Linked DNA regions of Homo sapiens: regions 1, 2, 4, 5, 6 and 7 are each linked to region 3. A link is a contact called in ENCODE Hi-C data. All regions are on one chromosome and are shown on one strand. The core of a region is the stretch at or near the end of the contact, and the rest is flanking DNA. Distances in the headings are between cores, read along the strand shown. Region 1 holds the start of NAPEPLD (N-acyl phosphatidylethanolamine phospholipase D). Region 2 overlaps PIK3CG (phosphatidylinositol-4,5-bisphosphate 3-kinase catalytic subunit gamma). Region 3 overlaps LOC101927902 (a long non-coding RNA gene). Region 4 has its middle 61 kb from the start of NAMPT-AS1. Region 5 holds the start of NAMPT-AS1 (NAMPT antisense RNA 1). Region 6 has its middle 110 kb from the start of CTB-30L5.1. Region 7 holds the start of PIK3CG (phosphatidylinositol-4,5-bisphosphate 3-kinase catalytic subunit gamma).

Region 1 (2,832 bases), core at 115-2,614, 1.8 Mb after region 3:
TCTTAATCACCCTTAAGTTCAGCAGCCACTCTAAGCTAGCCTGAGGAGATAAAGTCCACACTTGACATACAGTTCTTTACATTCCTCCAATGTCACACAGGCACATTCACTTTCAAAATGCAGAATAGTTTGGTCTGCATTTTTCTGCCAGTCTTATCTGCATTTAGAACCTGTGGTGGTGGTTTCTTTTTTGCCAAGATAACCCCAGGGACAAGCTTTTTTTTTTTTTTTTGACCCTGGCACACCCCAGGACTTTTATAATCTTTTTGCCCAACAACCCATTGTTGAATTTTACTTCGACATGCCTGTACTTTACTTCTTGAAACAACTAATTTCATTCTGCAGTTTAAAAAGCAAATCCAGTAAGAAACTCAGAATCACAATCGTATGCTCTTTCATAGTTATCCTAGCGTTAAAAAAGATGCAAATTTAGATGAGAACCGTGTGTACCAGGGGGCTGTGACATCATTTTAAAAGTAAACGATCACACAGTGAACAATGCCGTGCTCCCATTAATATTCAATACGTACTGTACAACATTTCAAATTAGAGTTTAGTTTCTTCGCTACCAGGATCCTAGCGCCATAGGCTGTAAGTATTCAAATGCTTCTCGACTGTGATTGAGTTGGCTATGACAGTCCGTCAATGGGTCTGCAGGATCCCATTTAGTTTTAGCAACTGTGGCTGGTGTCCAGGAATGCGTTCATGCGATCTGAAAGTAAGCCTCTGGCTTAGGACAGCGGGGGGAACCAATTTGATCTTAGGAGGGTCCCTGCAGAGTGTTTGAGTCGCGAGGCGGGCCGGGGCAGGCCGCGTGCTCCCAGGCGCTTCCTTTACCAAGATGGCTTCGGCGCCCCGGCCCACAGGGGCGGCCATCTTGGTAAGGGCTGGAGAGGCAGCCTGAAGGAGGCCACCGCTGGCCCTGCTGTCAGATTCGAAGGTCATAATAAGGGAGTGACCCGGCGACGACTCGCCCCAACGATGGCGAGGCGGCGAGAGCTGAAGCGCTGCCTGCAGCTGCTGGCGTCCTCGGCGGAGCCAGCGCGGCGGGCTCGGGTTAGGAAGAACCCGAGCGCCTGCCGCGGTCGCCCCTCCCGCTACGCGGCGGCGCTTTGCGCGGGGACTCTGTGGCCGGAAGCCGCGGAACTGAGGCGGCGCGCGCTCCCGGCCACCCCAAGCGCGAGGTGAGTCCGCACCCCCGCGCTCGCACCCCGCCGCTCTGGCCGCGCGCCCGCGGCCCGGGATCCCGAGTGTCCGGAGCTCCGTGGTTTCTGTTGGACCTCGCGGGAGGCGGTTTTCTCCCGCCTGCTGTGCTCTGTGACCTCTCTGCTGCCTCCTCCACGGTCTCTGGGCGGAGCAATCCACACTGCTGAGCCTGGGGTGGTTTGGAATTCTTCGGCGAAGTGGAGCGGGCTGAGAGTGGGTTTCCCGTCCCCGAGCCCTCCCTCATCTCGGAGATGCCGCACTTGTGAGCGACAGGGCTTCATTTGAATTTTCGCACCTCGCGAGTTGCGGAGCCTGCATCTCTGAAGCTGCCTCGGTGAAGAGCCACAGCATTATTTTTTTTCTCTTTGGGAGAGTAGCTGTCTGGGATTTGAGATCCTATCTTCCCTGCAAATTACCAGGTTGCATCTTCACTGATAGGAATACATGTGGGTTTATCTTCTTTTGGTTGTATGTAAATGAATGGGTCGACAACTTCCTCCGAGCAACTTATTGTTGCTTCATCTATAGTGTTTATCTTCTAAAAATCCATTCCAACAGGTTTCTCCCCTTTTATTTTGGAATAAGTGTACTTATTTAACTATGGAATGGAAATGAAGAGCAAAAAAAAAAATGGGGCTAGCTGGGGAGGGGTGGTGGAAGGCTGTGCTTTCTTGAGTTTTCTGTTCTGTGGTTGTTTGCTTCTTATAAATTGGGTATTATTGTGGGCTTTTCAGAACACGTATTCAGATAGGTTTTTGTTGTTGTTGTTTTGTTTGTTTGTTTTTTCCTTTTTTTTTTTTTTCAAGCTAGAGCTCGATATGGTAGATACTCTTCCATGGGTTCCGGGATCACATGCATTCATTATACGTCAGTTAAACCTGGAAAATATTAAGGGAGTGAGTAAAGTTTAACAGCCTTTTAAAAAGTCATTTAGTTCTTGTCTTTGCCTTTACTGTACGTTGTTATATATACATGTTATAATATGACTGACTCACCTGGTTGGCTTTGGCTTAGCATGAAATGTTTGCTACTTGATAATTCTGATTAATTTGTCCAGGAAGTCATTCCTGAGATGCAGTTCTTCAAATTGAGAAATAATTCCCATGTTTGTTAAAAAATGGAAATCTCTAACATTTCCATTTCTATTTTCAGTTACATTGGTTATGAATTAGCCGCAGACATGGACATCGTTTAGAAAGAAGTTATGTAATCTTTAAAAAGAAGATTACCTATATCCCACAATAGTGTGATTTTTGTTGCAAGAAAATACTGGGTCTGTTAAAGAAGAAATTTAGGGTAAAAGTACTTATTTAAAATAATAATTTAAGGAGAGATTGAGGGGTTAAATTTGTTTCAAGTCAACTGAAAATATAGTCAGGATTTTCAGAGATTTTGTTTTGTTAACATTCTGCAGGCTTTCCTGCTACAAGAATTATGGTAAGTCTCCAAGAGATAAAAATACTTAGTGTATTTCTCATACCCTTATTTTCACTCAGAATTCCAAATTATATTGTAGAAATTCTATGTTACAAAATTCTAATTTTAAAATTAGTCCAGTTATAACTATATGAAGAACATTTTAGCATAAGCATTCCATCACAGGGTTTTGGTTATACTTTAGTTGAT
Region 2 (2,711 bases), core at 131-2,630, 2.0 Mb before region 3:
AGGCTCAATAAACGTCAGTCCTCTCCCTTGCCTACCATCCCCTCTGCATTTCCTCCCTGTTCACCAAGAAGCGGGAGACTTGTGTGGGCTGTTGCTGCTGCTGCCCAGCCATCACTTGTCCCCTGGAAGTGGCCCCAGTGCATTAGTGCTCTTGCATTCTTAATGACTCCACTTATGTCCGGAAATTATTTTCTTTTGCTCATCCGTAGGACCCACTGAGGTCTCTCTCATTTCTTAGTAATTATACAGGCTAAGTGCAGACTTCACCCCAGGCAACAGCCTCATTAATTTGCCAACTTGCACAATTTTCACAAGGACATAGATGGGGACGCCTTTTGGTTTTGAATTAGAGTACATTCTGATTTTTAATTATTTTCTGTCCTTCCATACACTGGGGGATCCACATAAATCCCCTGCTGTGTGAGCCCACTGTGTGGTCAAACTCTTTTTAATAGAACATTTTCAAGGAGGGAAATTAACCTGAGGCCAAGTTATTATAACACCAATCCACTGGTGCTCAGTAAATACTTGTTAAGCAGTGATGCAGGAATTCACCTATCCCTGCTGTACCCAAGGAGAGGCGTTAAAGGAAATAACTGTCCTGCTTTTCTCGAAGGCTATTTCACTCACATAAAGAATTTCTGTTGATTCTAATTTATTCAGATAGTTCTAATTTTCACACACAAGGATCTCTTCTATGAGAAAGAAATTTCTTCCCCAGTTTAACTGCACGTCCCATGCTTGTCAAACACAGTGTCGAGATTCTGATGGGCTGTACACACTTAGAGACTTGGTGCAGCTTTAATCAGCCTTTGCTGAAAGGCAGTGTGCTGTGGTGGTTAACAACACAGATTCACATCAAGCTGAATGAATTCTAATTTTGGCTTTATTACTGGTAAACTATATATCACTGGAGAAGTCACTTAACCTCTTTTAAATATAGATTAAGAATAATAAGAATGATACCCATTTCATGTTGTTGTGGTGAGATTTAAGTGCTACATAAGTAGTTGGCTATGATTACTAATCAATACCACGAGGAGCTGCATTATTGAATACACATACTGTTCAACGCTAAGGGGCTCACTGTCCCTCTAGACCATCTGCCCACAAGGTCTCTTAGTAAAGGCCTAGGGGGTGAGGTAGGTTGGAGTTGGGGATAAGCCTCACTCCAACCAGTGTCAAAGGGAGGCTGTCATGGTGCTGGCCCACTGAGGTGGGCAGGATGGAAGCATACAGCAACACTGGCTTCCTGCAGGTGGTTCTCTCACCCTGGGGGGCACAGCCGAGCACCTGCCCTGCCCGCTCAGTCCCAGAAGTTTCATTTCTGCCTTTTGGACTCAGCCACAGGGTCTGTGGGAGTGTTCTGACACTACCTTGGCCTAGAGGCCTGTGGTTTCAGGGACTATGAGGATGTGGCCTGGGGAGCTCAGGGGAAAACACAGAACACAGAAGTTACTGGCTGTAATTTTCCCTTCTGCCAGGGCTGCCTCTCCTTGACCTCAAACATCCTCATTCTCTCCTTCTCAACTGACTGTTGAAGGATTTGTATTATTGAGAGAAGAAGAGTAAGGGAAAAATCTGACTTCGAGGACTTGGTTTAATGCACTTGTTAATGACTACAAATGTGGGGAACATTACATTATTATTAATGCCATTAGCTAGAACATTCTCCATTAGTAGCTAATAAATAGATTGAGCCTACGTAGTACATCTGCTCTCAATTTCATTGTTGATTCAAATGCCTTAATTATAGCATCTAGTACTAACAGAAAGAATTGTTTTTACAAAGCTACTGCCCTTAGAAGTCTTGGGAACAAAGGAATTCATTATCATTTCAGGGCCCAAACTTTTACTTGATTTGCTAACTGCCCCAACTATCAGTTCACTAAACTGAAAACAAACTACTTTTATATACAATCTACTAATTTATTAACCACTGATGAGCTGTGGCTGCTACAGACTGTCTGAGGTCACATGAAATACTTAACATCAAAATCCTCCATTTTCATCTAGAAATGAAGTGGAACCTCCACTTACTTTTCCTAAATAGTAATGTTGCCTCTGTCTGCTAGAGGAAGGAGACAATGGATAAAAATCATTCCAGTCAAAGGCAGAGAATTTTATTTTGTTATTTTGTTTTTTTAATAAAAATCAATGCATTGGCTAGCCAGTCTTTAGGAATTATTTTGGCAAAACAGAGAAGGTCACTGATTATTAGACCTAACAGTGCATGAGAGCACACTTTCTGGTAAATCCAAAAGAGGAGTGTGTCTGGTACTTGGCCATGCATTTGATGAGTTTGAATTAGGATTTTTATCTGTAAGTACTTGAAAAGTGATTCTCAGACTAGCTCTGTTTACCAGGAGAAGGGCTGTACTGTCATCTTCTCGAATATTTAGCTAGAAGCACATTAGAAACCTAAATGCTACAATAAGCTATTCTACTTTAGTCAATATTCTGATAGCGTGCACGTAGGGGTGTGTGTGTGTGTCTGTGTGTGTGTGTGTGATTTATCCTTCAGCCTTGTTCCAAAAAGGATTTAAGGTGGACTATTTGGAGATACAAAAGTCAAAATAGCATTAGTTAGAATTGGCTGAAAAAAGGAAAGGAAACAATCCACAATGGGTTGGGGAAGGAGGCTAATTTAAAACTGTACATCACAAGTCCTATATACAGTCATGTACTGCATAACAATGTTTTGGTCAACC
Region 3 (2,878 bases), core at 68-2,567:
GCTTTGGGCTCTGCTCTCCCAGGCTCCACTGTTTACAGGGACAGTTTCCAACTGGGGGGCATGCCCCAGCCTGCGTGGGTACCCTGCCTAATTCTGGCATTCACTTACCCACAAATGTAAACCATGGACTCCTATATAAAATGTATCAGTGATAAAGTTGATGTTTTGATCCCATTTGCTTTTTTTTTTTTTTTTTTTTTGAGATGAAGTCTCGTTCTGTCACCCAGGCTGGAATGCAGTGGGGTGATCTCGGCTCACTGCAACCTCCACTTCCTGGGTTCAAGTGATTCTACTGCCTCAGCCTTCCGAGTAGCTGGGATTACAGGTGTGTACTACCACACCCAGATAATTTTTGTATTTTCAGTAGAGACAGGGTTTCTCCATGTTGGCCAGGCTGGTCTTGAATTCCTGACCTCAAGTGATCTGCTTGCCTTGGCCTCCTAAAGTGCTGGGATTACAGGAGAGAGCCACTGCTCCTGGCCAATCCCATTTGTTTTTATTTCTCCTTGCCCAGCTCTTAATTACTCAGAACTTGGGAAGGGAAGAGAGGTTTCCTCTATTATAGTCTCTCAAATCTCCAAACTATTAACTCATTTAATCCTAACAAAAATTCCATTAGAGGACAGGGAGCAATGGCTCATGCCTGTAATCCTAGCACTTGAGAGGTGCAGTTGGGAGGATCTCTTGAGGCCAGGAGTTCAAGACCATCCTGGGCAACATAGTGAGACCCTGTCTCTACCAAAAATTAAAAGAAAAAAAGAATTCCATTAGAAAAGTACTCTTATTATCCTCTCAGATGAGGAAACTGAGCATTTGGCCTTTTGGTTGAAATACAAATATTTGCTCTCAGTCCAGGATCAGATGAAATTAAAGCATATAAGAGTGTTTGCAAACTGTTAAAGCTATGTATACAGAAGGCAATGAGGGTGGTGGTTCTGGCTTTCACACCCACTGGCAGTAGGACTCTGAGCAAGTACTTTCCGGACTTTAGTTCCTTTATCAGGAAAGTGAGGGGTGGGAGAGGCTGATCTGTGCAGATCCTTCCTGTTCTAACGCCTGTGACCACGAATCAGTGATGACTAGCCATTGACTGTTTTCTCCTGGCTTCCTCTGCGTCATTGAGGACTTTTGGATGCTGACTTTTCCCGATTGAGCTAGGCCCAGTCCCTGGGGAACACAGGCCACCTGAAACTCCCCCTCGTTGAATGGGCTGGGCTCAGTCATCTGAGGTTTGCTGCTCGGTTGCCTTTGGTTGCTGCAGCAACATAACACACGCCCACACTTCCGTTTCTGAGAGTGCGATGAAGGCTGATCTCCTCCTGTCGGCCACAGGGGCTCTCCCAGGCCCTGCCGCTCACAGTACTTCCTGGCTTCCTCACAAGGCCACCCGAGGGGAGGGGAAAGAAACCCACTAGTCATTCCTCGGGGGTTGTGGGAGTTGAAGTGAATACTTCCCCGGAAAAAAAAAAAAAAGGCACATCTCCATCAGGTCAGCACTGAGGGGCTAAAATCTCAAGAGATTCAGACTCAGTATTAAGAGACTGATTTGGCTGGGCGCAGTGGCTCATGCCTGTAATCCCAACACTTTGGGACGCCGAGGCGGGCGGATCGCCTGAGGTCAGGAGTTTGAGACCAGCCTGGGCAACATGGTGAAACTCCGTCTCTACTAAAAATACAAAAAATTAGCTGGGTGTAGTGGCAGGCACCTGTGATCCCAGCTACTCGGGAGGCTGAGGCAGGAGAACTCCTTGAACCCGGGAGGTGGAGGTTGCCGTGAGCCAAGATAGTGCCACTGCACTCCAGCCTGGGCGACAGAGTGAGACTCTGTCTCAAAAAAAATAAAATAAAATAAAGACTGATTTAGAACAGTGTTTGTGAACAGGATTTCTGCTTGCTGACGCCGTTGGAAGAGCCTGTGTTTTTGAAATGATTGACGTCATGAAATCTAGTTTGGTCACCAGGATATGGGGTTGACAAAGACCTTGTGGCAGGCCTTTACTATAAGTTTCATCTAATTCTGAAATTCAGTGCTTTCACACCGGAAGTGAGCAAAATAACAAAGAACAGAAAGTGGAAAAAACATTCTGACCTAGTGGAAACTATCTTTTGCCCACCTGCATTCCTGCAAAATAGCAGTCAAATTAGCCCAGATATCTACCTTTGAGGGGGTCCCCAGATGGTGTATCTCCCAAAGGGATTTTGTCGATGAATTTAACGCCCCAGTTATTCAGAAGAGAGTTCTAAAGGCATTATTAGAGGAACCTGAGGTTGTTTCTCTCTGCCTCCATAACAAAATAGCTCACTCTTTTGCACACCTGAATAAAGAAACTACACTGGGATCAGGAAATAAGGGCAGAGCCAGGGCAAATTCCGAACCAATGCAAGAAAACCTTTAAATGCAATTGCCCGGATAGTTCTCCCATTGAGAGGAACAGGATGTGTGCTGGCTTTAGCCAAGAGGAATGGGCTAGATAAGATGAGCATAGATTTTGAACATGCAAAAGGGTGAGGTGACCAGAGGGAAAAGGCGAGCAGCCAGGATAAGAAGACTCCTCTGTCCTTCTGACCCTTGCCCTCACAGGACCTGCTCCTACCAGCAACCAGCAGACACTTCCTCACTTAGGTGGGGGACTGAGGCTGTGGCCCTTGATGGCATTGTTCCCAGAATGGAAAATGTGGGTGTTGGCAACCATATCAAAGGCCTCTGATTGTTTAGAAACCTTTACAGCTCTGATCACCAGACCGCAAAGCCCAAGGGCCGTTCAAGGCCTGTGGAAACTTTGGAACAATAGACTTGGCCCCCTGCCTATCTGTTTTCGTGGCTTTCTGAAAGAGGTAGACGGGGCCTCCAGCCACTCTACGCTCCAGCCCAACCATC
Region 4 (2,709 bases), core at 8-2,507, 1.4 Mb before region 3:
CCTGTTGAAAATGCTTCCTCTGCTGAGCCACCAAATTTCTGTGTATAGCAGGATATTTCTGTGGCCTTTATCGACACCTTTTCAGTTTTAAAAGTATTCTCAAGTTAGCCTTTATATAACAAAGATAGCCATTTTGTAATATTATCTAAAACTTTCATTTCATCTCCAAGAATGTTTGACATTCTCTTTGAAGAAGCCAATGTGTTGTGAAAATGTGAGAAACTTTTTTCATTTAATAAGATGCAAAAGCTCTCATAGAACCAAATTTGACAGAGCACTATCAGTGTTCATGTCAATGTAGTTCTTAGACCTTTTGTTTATAGATATGAAGGCCAAACATTAATTATATCTTGGCCTTTCCTTGTTATGGGCCACTCTTTGTTTTCTTGAATTTCACAATTACTTGCAAATCTTACAAATGCTAAGTATGACATTTATTGGTGAAATCCCCTGACTCATCAACCTAGAAAAGGAAGCTGCGGTTTTTCAGGGTATGTCACAAAACCTCTTCAAAGTTGTGTGACGTGTCATCAATACTTCACCATATGACACTGTTTGAGGCTGTGGAACCTTTTCAGTTTCTTGTAGTGCATCTTTTCCTAGCCTTTGATTCACAGTAATTTTACATGATCACATTGTTAGCCTTACCAACTGTGTGACTTTTCCTGTTTAAGACAGTAAGTTCTGCTACTAAATAACTTGCTCCCTGGTCCTTTTCACTGAATGTACCTGTTTCTTGTTTGTTTGTGTGTTTGTGTGTTTTTAACAAGAGTTACTGTTTGTTTTAAGATTCTAATAGCTGCTTAAAGTAATCAGCATCTTTACTTCTCGAATACCTATGACTTATATTTAAGGGTTTTTGTTTTGTTTGGGTTTTCTTTTTTTTTTTTTATTGGAGCCATTCCCACATCTCTAAGTTGTTTGACATAGCAGGGATTGGCAAATGACAGCCCATGGGCCGAACCTCACCAGAGGCCTGCTTTGGTACAGCCCTCAGGGCTAAGATTGGCTTTTACATTTTTAAAGCATTTAAACAAGCAGACAAAGACAAAGAAGAATATGTGACAGAGACTACATGTGATCTGAAAAACCTAAAATATTTGCCACCTGCCTCTTTACAGAAAAATCTTGCTGGCCTCCTCACATGGATGATTCTCAATAAAATAAGAAAATTTGGATAATCAGCCTATAGAAGCTCCTTGGTAAGGGTCTTTCATCATAAAGATGGACTTTTTCTGTGTCCTTTGTTCCAATCACACAGGAAAATGACTCAGAAGGTTATAATTCATCATCACTACCCTTATCAGGGTTATCCCCAGGCCTAAAATTTTCCTCTTCCATCTCACATCTCACCTTCAAAAATTACCACATTGGGTTATCAAACATGTTTATAAAATACAAACATGAGTTAAGTGTAAAACATAAGAGCATAGTAAAATTTAAAAATCCCCCCAAACTCATCAATCACTGGAGAAATCACTTTTAGTCTTTTTCAACCTATGTTTTGCCATGTTTGTAACCACAACAAAACTGGGGGCAGGAGGTGGGGCAGGGTGCAGCTGAGCCTTTAGAATGAAAATTAAATTTCCCCTCATTTTTAGTTATACTAGCAAAGCTTGTTTGGTCCTGTGAGTCATCCTGTAGTGCATAAGGGGAGTTTAGGGGAAATAGTTAGAGAAGGAAAAACTCATGTCATCCATTTACCACCCCTCTCGTCTGTGCAATATAGCACTCATCAGTTACCAGTAACCTCCCATAGCTTGCATCATAAACCAAACTGGGCACAAACAAATACAATCCTATTGCACACTGCCACAATGGGGCTGAAAGACCCCGAATGAAATTGCTGACATGTCTGCTTAGCCACTATCTATCCTCAAAGTATGCAAACTTCGAAAGTTGATGTCTAGGTTTTAAATCAAAATCTCTTACAAACCCCTAGTGATGACATATTGAACTTTAAGGTTTTGTGGAAACCAAATTGAGAAACATTGGACCAGAGTCTCTGTATTCCAAAAGATTATCTTTCATTTGTATAATCTAAAACTCCCTTAAGTCTTATTCTTCTCCAAAACTCAAAGATCTACCCTTCTTCAAAGATAAATTTAATAATCACTGGCAGAATTAAAACAGATTGTTCTCACTCTCAGCCATCAATATTTTGGAAAACATCAAGTGCGGAAGTAAGCATCGTGACTCTGTTACAGTAACAGCTCAAATATCCGGAAGAATGTGGTAAGTCTATAAACACGTTACCACTAAAGTGCTCTCAGAGTCCATGGGGAAGTGAGATCACTAGATAGAGGAAATCAGGAAGGGTGTCATAAGTGAGGTAGCACTTACCACAGATCTCAGGGAAGGGAAGCACTTCTATGGTCAACATGACAGGAAAACATTTAGAATGCAGAGAATACAATTTCTAAAAGCATGGAGGCAGAAATTTATGGAGCAGGTTAGAACAATAGTATGTGGTCCCATTTGGCTAAAGTATAGGTGACATGTAGCGGGGAAGGGAAAGGAATATTGTATTAATAAAGTGCCATGAAGCCTGAATGACAGCCGGAAGGCCTACAATGCTAAGATAAGGAGTTTGATTAAGTCGTGAGAGCTATTGGAGGTTTCTGAGCAGTAAGATGACATAACCTCATGAAAAGTATGAGATATGATTAATATAAACCCATCCCATATTGTGCCCCTTTGTAAGCTACC
Region 5 (2,764 bases), core at 157-2,656, 1.3 Mb before region 3:
GGGAGGCGGAGCTTGCAGTGAGCCGAGATCCAGCCACTGCACTCCAGCCTGGGCGACAGAGCGAGACTCCGTCTCAAAATAGAAATAATAATTTGTTTAAATGCGTTTACAAATAATTTTCCCCGGTAAAACACAGGGAAGATCAACCAATAAATACATAAGCCCTCTTGTTTCAAACCTCGTTGCTGAAAATAATTGTAAGTGTACTAGTATTTACTACATTGGTGAGTGCCTGGTGATACCTTCCACTTCCATGATCTTTGCCCTGTATTGTATCTACGTGTAGATGAGGTGATTGTCAAAAATATATACTGACTTCAAGACATAGTGTTGACTGAGGTTGTCTTTATTAGAAGTCTCAGCCATGCCTCCAGTTTCGAGATGAATCTCAATTCACAAGTTCCACTATGAATCTCAATTCACAAGTTCCACTACCACCACCACCATCACTGCCCCCAGATAGAATGAGACTTCTAATAACTTGAAAGACAAGTCTATAAATATCCTGTAATCGTTTTCACTGTATCACTTTTTCCTGGCTACTTTTATCCGATAAAAACCTCAATTTATTTTTAAGCTATTAAACATGCGGACAAAGGGAATCTTAGTTTTATGCAAAAACGCAACCACGCATGAGAACTGCGCAAGTCTTTCTTGGAATGGTCTGTATTTGGGTGAAGTCATCAGACGTCATTACACTTCTTTATTTTGGGGTTGCCAACTCGTTTCCCAGGATTTAAAGACTATAACGATGATAAAAGTCAGTGTCGCACCCTGTCAAAGGCTTGGCCCGTTGCCTTTTCCTTCCCGGCAATACTCGGTTCAATTAGGTCTTGTCCCCTCATTATCTGTGAGGACTGAATTCCACCCCCGCTTTTCAACGCAGGCTCTTTGCTCGGGAAAAGTCAAACCATCTCTCAAAGGATCAAAGAGCTCAGCCATAGACAGAGCCGCCGGAGGAAAGCGGAGTCGCTGCATCAGATGAAAGGGGCCCCTCAGCCTCACTCCTCACCGCAGCTCCTGGGATCTTAAAGACAGGGTCAGGAGGATCAGGAGGGACAAGAGGGATGGAGGCGAAAGGCTGGATCCTTAATCCAGGCCGGAGACAAAGGTGAGTAACTGCGCGTGGTGGACGGGAAGATGGGCAGTAGGAGGCTCCTCGCCCCCTAGCCGGGTGGCGTGACTTCAGGAGGACCCAGAAAACCGGCCAGGACTGGGTAGGACGGAAGGTCCCAGGCGGGGCGGGCGAACCGGCTCCTCGTGGCACTGGCAAAGCTGGGAACGCCCCCTCCAGGCCCCGCCCTCCCGCGCCCGTGCCGGGAACTCGAACTTAGGTAAGCGCCCGGGTCACGCGCCGGGGCTGCCCCGCTGCCTCCAGCTTCCCAGAGCTGGCGTCTGGGAGGAAGAGCGCGTGCATCACGTCCTCCTCCCCGCCCCGCCTCCGCGCACTGCGCAGCGCGCTGCCGCGCCCCGCCCTTTCTCGGCCCCCGGAGGGTGACGGGGTGAAGGCGGGGGAACCGAGGTGGGGAGTCCGCCAGAGCTCCCAGACTGCGAGCACGCGAGCCGCCGCAGCCGTCACCCGCGCCGCGTCACGGCTCCCGGGCCCGCCCTCCTCTGACCCCTCCCCTCTCTCCGTTTCCCCCTCTCCCCCTCCTCCGCCGACCGAGCAGTGACTTAAGCAACGGAGCGCGGTGAAGCTCATTTTTCTCCTTCCTCGCAGCCGCGCCAGGGAGCTCGCGGCGCGCGGCCCCTGTCCTCCGGCCCGAGATGAATCCTGCGGCAGAAGCCGAGTTCAACATCCTCCTGGCCACCGACTCCTACAAGGTAAAGCTCGGGGCCCGGGCAGATGAGGAGGAGCGGGGCGCGCTGGGGACGAGCGCGCGGCAGGGGGGCGGGGGCGGCTGGGGCTGGGGTTGGGGCTGGGGCTGGGGCTAGGGTCGCGGCGCGGGGAGGCCCGGGGGAGGCGCGGGCGGCGGCGGCTGGGGCAGGTGAGGAGGCGCCGCAGTGGGCAGGAGGTGGCTTGAGGAGGATGGAGGGCTGGGCGGTGGAGGCGGGGCCTGGGGGCGCGCGGCGGCGGCGGCGCGGCGGGGGGCTGAGGCGGGCCCCAGCGGACTCCCGGGCGCCGGTGCTCGGGGCTCGGGGCTCGGGGCTTGGGCGTCGCCGGCGAGCGCATGCCCTTCCCTGAAGCGCGGCCTCTTGGCCTGGAGCTGGGACCAGTTAGGTAACGGCCCCGGGGACCCGCAGTGGAGAGTGAGCGGGGCTTTCCCCCGGGCCAGCCCGGCGCGCTCGCCCCTGGCTGGGCAGGTAAGTCTCCCGGGGCGCGAGGTGGGAGAAGTCCTGGCGCGGGCGCCGGAGCAGCCGCGGTCCTCTGCGGCTCCGGCGCGGAGGACACTCGCCTGGCCCCGGTAGCCGTAGTGGATTCCCCTGTCCCACTCCGCCGGGCTCCGTTTCAAACTCCTTGGCACCTAGTGATTGCTCGTGCTCCTTATCCCTGGGTGTAGAGGCCGCTCTGCTCTTATCTGCTTTAGGGTCATTACAGGATTTCTGTGAAAAGGAAAATGAAACACGAGGATTTAAAGGAACTGTAGTTTTAACCCTAGAGAACATGTGGAGAGGGAAATGGCACAGCGTTGCGTTCACATGCCCATTGAACACTTGTGTGGGTAGCTGCCACATTCAGTTGATATGAAGCACGCAGTAGTGAAGGGAAGAGGTAAAGTAAATTTTACTTGAGCAGCATAGTGGTTTGGAATACAGTGGTAAA
Region 6 (2,828 bases), core at 83-2,582, 1.5 Mb before region 3:
TGTAGAAGTAAGCTTACCCATCTAGGGACAGATATCCATGAGACAGTGTGACAAATCAAATAAAGTGGAGAAAAAAATGAGACTGATCATGAGAAGGGGTGGAGAGTTTGGGGCAAGTGATGTTGGTCTGAAAACCATGGAGAAAGCTTATCTCAGGCAGAAACTTGAAGAAGTTTCAATTGTGATAGAAGAGTCTTCTGGGAAAAGTGACTTGAAGTAGCCGTGCGCTAGACACAAGGATGCACTGCCCAGCTCCCCCATCAGTGAAGCCTCATTGCCCCAGCTCCTGAGAATGTCATGGGCCAACAGCCTTCAACTGTCAGCCCCTTTATGGATTGTCCCCTCTGCAGAAACCTACCTCCTCCAATGTCACACCCTTTCCCAGGGTGGCCTGCATCCAATGACTGATCAGTGTGGCGACTTCAGTTAGCAAATAAGCTGCCACATGTCTAGGACCTTAAAGATGTAAATGGCAACTTCTGTACTGCATTCTAGAGGTGTTGAGGTCCCCTGCACAGCAGCAAGTGCATAGAGCACTAAGTTGTCTGAGCTGAGGAGGGGCGTGTGTACTGGAAGGCCACAGCTGGAGGCCTGGCAGTGGACTAGAAGCTTTCTCAGCAACTCTCCATTTATTAAGGTCAATGACACTAGGGTTGTCTGTGCTCAGGGCTCAAAAAGACTTGGAGTGACAAGGCTGAAACATTCACTTGCTGACCAATCTAGCTCCAACTTCTGGAACAAATCAATGTTGCATGACAAAGATTCTAATTTTAGCTTCATACATTTTTCTCTGTGAATATATGTGGTTGTTTATTACCATTACTAATTTAACATCCAGTGACATGAAGGAAAGAAACAATGAGTCAGACACCATCTGTGTGCATCCTGAGCAATTAGTTTCTTTGAAACCAGAGGCAGAGAAACAGGTTGGTTTTAAAATCTGCTCATGAACTTGTGGGGACACTTTTGTCTGGTTTGCAATCACATTTGTGCCTGGTAGCCCGAAACAGTAAAGCTTGGGATTTGTCCACTCTTCAAGGTGATATAAGTTTGAGAGGAGAATGTCTTCACATTCAAACTCTCCTCTATTGCTGAAGAATCTAAATTGCTTCTGTCAGGCAACCTGAATTCTACCATCACTTCCTGGGCACTTGAAGATAAACTGTTTGTAGTTCACAGCTCTAGGTCCTAAAAGACTTTGCTATTAGCAGAGCCTCTTGTGCAATCTTCACTCCCTTTTGTGTGTAGCTGCATAAAGTTAATAATAAATTACAAAATTGGTCACGTGGAGGCTGGCCACAGCCAGTTCCAAGTTACAATTCAGCTTACTGCCACCTTCATTTCCACCCTGGCTTTGCCTCATCAGTGGTGCTGTGATGAAATTAAGGATGACTTTAGGAAGACATAGGATGATGGAAAAATAGGAATTCAGTGGTTTTTTGTTGCTTTCTTACAACAATAAAAAGTTTAGCAGGCAGAGGAATCCTTTTGTTTTCATCTAATTTTTCTTAAGTTCTCCTTAAGTTAGTCAACATACTTCATCAGAAAAAATAATAGTAAAAGAAGCAATTTATCAATACTTCACCAAGTGGATGTTGAGTATCTGAATAATATCTGCTGAGGAGGAATGAGGACTGCAAGCTTATTTTTTTTTTTTTAAGATGGAGTTTCACTCTTGTTGCCCAGGCTGGAGTGCAGTGGCATGATCTCTGCTCACTGCAACCTCTGCCTCCTGGGTTCAAGCGATTCTCCTGCCTCAGCCTCCCTAGTAGCTGGGACTACAGGCACGCGCCACCATGCCCACCTAATTTTTGTATTTTTAGTAGTGACGGGGTTTCACCATGTTGGCCAGTATGGTCTCAATCTCTTGACCTCGTGATCCACCCGCCTCAGCCTCCCAAAATGCTGGGATTACAGGCATGCAAGCATACTATTTTTAAGAGAATGAATCAGTCATTGTGGTAAACATTGGTGCTGCTCTCCAGTATTTCTGGCTACCCTCTCCTTTTGGACACTTGGGAGGGCTGCACTTCCCCACTCTTTGAGGCTAGGTGTGGACCTACAATTTGCTTCAGTCAATTAAGTAAAAGTACAAGTCATGTATACTACTTCCAGGTGGACACATTCAACAGACAATATGCGAGTTTCCATGCTTGCTTTTTTTCCTGCTATGACAAATGAGGTATCTTGGTGAAACAGTGACATCATAAGATGGTTTGGAGTAATTCTGTGACTGGAGCAGAGCCCATCACCAATTATCACTGGACATATAGTGGGAATGATAAATATTTATTGTGTTAAGCCACAGAGTTGTTTTATTCTTTTTATTTTTTCTTTTCCTGTAGCTAACCTTGCCTATCCTAGCTAAACTAACTAGTGTAACACTAAGCAGACCCAGAGAAAAGATCAATTTTGACATCTGGGGATCACACAATAAAAAAGTCTTCTTGCTACTTGGTCAACAAGCCTCGTTCTCTCTAAGATTTTTTTTGTGCCTCACTTTTATATGACAAAGGATAGCCAAAGATCACCAAATATTTGAAAAAGCCTCCAATTTGAGAGGCCAAGTGCAAAGTAAATAGAAAAAAAAAAAGTCATTTAGTAAAAAATACAAGTAATTCATGTAGCAGGATTTAAAAAATCTATCATATTTTCAGAAAGATAAATATATTTATCAATGAAAAAACAGTGAAATAAAGGAAAATAATCAAAAAATTGAATAAGAGCTCTTAGAAATAAAAAACATGATGGCAAGAAATGTCGAAATGATTCAGTAAAAGTGGAACTCACCTAGAATAAAGAAAAAATTCAAAAAGAGGGAGAATAGA
Region 7 (2,780 bases), core at 184-2,683, 1.9 Mb before region 3:
TATATTAGGGCAGTATCTTAGAAGAGTCACCCAAGGCTGTACTCTCCCAATAGGAACATTTAGGTAATTTTAACATTGTTTAATTAATTAATTAAAATTCATTTGATCTGTCTCTACTTAATAATGGAGGAGCTACAGGATGGAAGGCAGGATTTCTGGACTCCAGTGACCTTCTGTTAAGACCCCCAATCATTTAACTTCTTTTTTGCTCTAATATTTTCATTTTTGTAACACAAATTCACAAATTTATTCTCATTAACCTACTCACTCTTTCCACAAAATTCAGTAAGTACCTACCCTTCACAAAGCACTTATGTATAAATAGGACATACTGCAATAGGAAATCCTTCAAATAATAATTGAAATTTGAAAGGTATTAACACTGAAAGATTAGGTATTTTGCTTTCAATGTTTAGTATCACTACATTGTAATACATTATATTCTAAACGAATCAATTATTGAAACAAAAAATTAATGTTTCAGAAAATATCGTTTACTCTCTTAAATAACTAATGTTAGACTTAAAACTACATTATTTCCTTAAGAAATAGTGGAGCATTTGATGTATACCAAAAAGGAGAGCTTGATAAGAAGATAAGAAAGACAAATTTCATTTGATCCAAACTTATGTTCAAATCTTGGCTTAACTTTTAAAACCAATATTCCCTCTCTTAAAATATGAAGTTATACTTAGTAAGTGAAACCAACTGTCCCAAAGAACTGTCTCTTGTGGCTTAAAACATTCATTTTGGTCTTTTGCTACATTATAGAATAACTAACAAAGAAGAGAACTGTAAGATACATTGATATTGACACTAACTTGAAATAAAACATGTCCAAATTTAGGCAGCATATAAATACACAGCAATAACTTCTGCCTCAGTGATACCAAACGATCTTATAAGATGCAGAGGAAAACAGGCTGACTAATACTCACTGGTTTCCTTCATGGTTGAGGCTATGAAGCTTTCCCCTTTTATGAGAAGATGTTGGAAACACTGTAAGTACAGTAATCTTGAAGCATGCACTTGTAGGAATATGAAGCCTGGCTGCCGTGCCCTCCCTTTTCCTCCCAAAACAAAAACAAAAATGTGATGCACCTGCAAAACTATTGCCGGAACGTTGTAGATATCCACAATACAGGTTGGACTAGACAATGAAACACAGACATTCGGTGGTAGTATCATCTCAAGAACCGACAACAGTTTCAGATAATCTAGCCGAGAAGGAAGTGCCACTATTCCGAGTCAGACCCCACAAAGAGCAAAAAATAGAAGGAAGCAATACCTGATAAAGCAGCGGAGGCGATGATGCTGAAGGATCATTTGTTTAATTTTTGAAAACAAAACAAATTCAAACCTACCCAGTGTGCGTCTAAATTCTTCCGCTTTTCTGGGGCTCCCTTCATATCCAGATGCAGAGGAAGTGTTGCAGTTACCAGGAAGGAAGTTTTAACCAAGTTGATTATACGTGTGATTGCTCATTTTAAAAGTGTCAGAAATGCATTTCCTGTTTTAGCATAGAGAGGGTAGGAGTATGAGACTGAGCAATGTTTACCATGGTTTTTCTTTTCTTTTTTTTTTCTCTTTGAACTAATTTTTCAAAAATTGTGATACTGAGACAAAATGACATAAATCCAAACCAAAATTACCCATTATGAGACATAAACATATGAAATATCTTTGTAGCTAGTTCTAAGAGCCACAGTATTAGGTATCCTATTAGGAAGACTTTTACCAGTCAAATTAAACTCATTCCCCTCCTGGGAATTCAAAAGAATCCTTGTTCGCACATGCTAACTGAGGGGTGGGGGAAGAGAAACCTAGTCATCTTGAGGACTAAGTTATCAAGCTGAAAATTTTTAAAGGCATGGTCTGCAAGCTCACTTCCTTAGCTTGGTGAGAGCTTTCTCTATTTTTTCAGAGCATTTGGGGCCTAAAATATCACTGGCTCAAACTGAAAGCACTGCAGCATGTGCATGTGTGTATATAAATGTGACATACTGCAGTAAGTAACCCTTCAAATAATGGTTGAAATGCTAAAAGTATTAAAATTGAAAGATGAATAAAAAGGTATTTTGATTTTAATACTAAGTACCACTACATTGTAACACATTATATTCCAAACAAGGATCAACTATTGAAACAAAAATTAATGCTTCAGAAAATATCCTGTGTTGAGGATGGAGCCTTACTGTCAGCAATGACTGATTAATTAACTGTAGACAAAACAGAAGGAGGTTGCCTGTTATCATGGGGAAATTGGGGAGCTGAACACTGTTACAGCATCAGGCAGATTCCATCCTGGGAGGTGGCCCCTGATTCCTATGGGAGTAGAGAATGCATAGAAAAGCCATCCTGAATCATTTTTAGAGTAGCGTTGTATCTTCCAGGTGACCTCAGTTCTTTCTAGAACCTCCAAGCATCCTGAACCAGCGCCCCCTCCCTCCATCTCAGAATTCCCTATGCTAGAGTTCATCCTCCAATCGGGGTGTTGAGGGACTCCAGCTGAGCTTCAAGGGCAGCAGATAGAATGGAGTTGACCTCACAAGTCTCTTGGAGGTATGTAATTAAGAGTTCCTCTGAATTACTCTGATATTGAGATAAATGATTGATTTGACTTATTTCCTTTTACATATGCCTCTTGGGTTTTAACTTTTAAATAGCACTCTAATAGTTGACATCAGCAGGCAAATAATTTAATTCAAAGGCTGCCTCCCAAATATTTAGAGGGGTCTTATCAGCTTCTCAAAGTATATTCCTATATAGGAATACTCCCT

Evidence for each region. A loop is a pair of places that touch in the nucleus more often than their neighbours do. Pooled maps may share reads with other maps.
Region 1: a pooled map shows a loop between it and region 3 (19-fold over the local background). The contact joins the promoter of NAPEPLD here to the enhancer-like site in region 3. A Hi-C loop is called at or near these places in 9 of 50 pooled maps.
Region 2: a map with no recorded cell type shows a loop between it and region 3 (5-fold over the local background). The contact joins two enhancer-like sites. A Hi-C loop is called at or near these places in 3 of 37 single-sample maps with no recorded cell type and 2 of 50 pooled maps.
Region 4: a map of naive thymus-derived CD4-positive, alpha-beta T cell shows a loop between it and region 3 (9-fold over the local background). The contact joins two enhancer-like sites. A Hi-C loop is called at or near these places in 1 of 168 maps with a recorded cell type or tissue (naive thymus-derived CD4-positive, alpha-beta T cell), 3 of 37 single-sample maps with no recorded cell type and 11 of 50 pooled maps.
Region 5: a loop to region 3 is called in a map of natural killer cell, with 5 times the contacts of the local background. The contact joins the promoter of NAMPT-AS1 here to the enhancer-like site in region 3. A Hi-C loop is called at or near these places in 2 of 168 maps with a recorded cell type or tissue (naive thymus-derived CD4-positive, alpha-beta T cell and natural killer cell), 15 of 37 single-sample maps with no recorded cell type and 15 of 50 pooled maps.
Region 6: a pooled map shows a loop between it and region 3 (14-fold over the local background). The contact joins two enhancer-like sites. A Hi-C loop is called at or near these places in 2 of 37 single-sample maps with no recorded cell type and 3 of 50 pooled maps.
Region 7: a loop to region 3 is called in a map with no recorded cell type, with 12 times the contacts of the local background. The contact joins the promoter of PIK3CG here to the enhancer-like site in region 3. A Hi-C loop is called at or near these places in 2 of 37 single-sample maps with no recorded cell type and 10 of 50 pooled maps.

Annotation. Positions count from the first base shown.
Region 1 is chr7:103,147,631-103,150,462 of GRCh38, reverse strand. NAPEPLD (N-acyl phosphatidylethanolamine phospholipase D) reads left to right here and starts at 1,364. Exons shown (of 5, transcript NM_001122838.3): 1 at 1,364-1,652. LOC105375434 reads right to left here. Exons shown (of 3, transcript XM_047421168.1): 2 at 1-1,445. The coding sequence ends at 643.
Region 2 is chr7:106,894,045-106,896,755 of GRCh38, reverse strand. All of the region lies in intron 10 of PIK3CG (phosphatidylinositol-4,5-bisphosphate 3-kinase catalytic subunit gamma), which reads right to left. Among named protein-coding and RNA genes, the nearest start is that of PIK3CG, 30 kb to the right of the region's middle. Within about 2 kb of position 1,380, at least 4 of the 41 ENCODE cell types and tissues checked have a DNase peak (open chromatin) inside an H3K27ac peak, as active enhancers do.
Region 3 is chr7:104,943,615-104,946,492 of GRCh38, reverse strand. The region is part of intron 1 of LOC101927902 (a long non-coding RNA gene); the gene reads right to left. Among named protein-coding and RNA genes, the nearest start is that of LHFPL3-AS2, 18 kb to the right of the region's middle. RefSeq lists enhancers at 835-904, 1,137-1,431, 1,225-1,534, 1,845-1,894, 2,535-2,594. Within about 2 kb of position 1,317, at least 37 of the 41 ENCODE cell types and tissues checked have a DNase peak (open chromatin) inside an H3K27ac peak, as active enhancers do; they include natural killer cell, where a contact is called at or near this core.
Region 4 is chr7:106,344,584-106,347,292 of GRCh38, reverse strand. No RefSeq gene overlaps it. Among named protein-coding and RNA genes, the nearest start is that of NAMPT-AS1, 61 kb to the right of the region's middle. RefSeq lists an enhancer at 1-1,156. Within about 2 kb of position 1,257, at least 4 of the 41 ENCODE cell types and tissues checked have a DNase peak (open chromatin) inside an H3K27ac peak, as active enhancers do.
Region 5 is chr7:106,283,888-106,286,651 of GRCh38, reverse strand. It overlaps NAMPT-AS1 (NAMPT antisense RNA 1), which reads right to left and starts at 1,406. Exons shown (of 1, transcript NR_186647.1): 1 at 326-1,406. It overlaps NAMPT (nicotinamide phosphoribosyltransferase), which reads left to right and starts at 1,669. Exons shown (of 11, transcript NM_005746.3): 1 at 1,669-1,824. The coding sequence starts at 1,768. RefSeq lists silencers at 1,170-1,709, 1,980-2,339.
Region 6 is chr7:106,483,180-106,486,007 of GRCh38, reverse strand. No RefSeq gene overlaps it. Among named protein-coding and RNA genes, the nearest start is that of CTB-30L5.1, 110 kb to the left of the region's middle. Within about 2 kb of position 1,332, at least 5 of the 41 ENCODE cell types and tissues checked have a DNase peak (open chromatin) inside an H3K27ac peak, as active enhancers do.
Region 7 is chr7:106,863,935-106,866,714 of GRCh38, reverse strand. It overlaps PIK3CG (phosphatidylinositol-4,5-bisphosphate 3-kinase catalytic subunit gamma), which reads right to left and starts at 1,433. Exons shown (of 11, transcript NM_001282426.2): 1 at 1,289-1,433. RefSeq lists an enhancer at 1,262-1,361.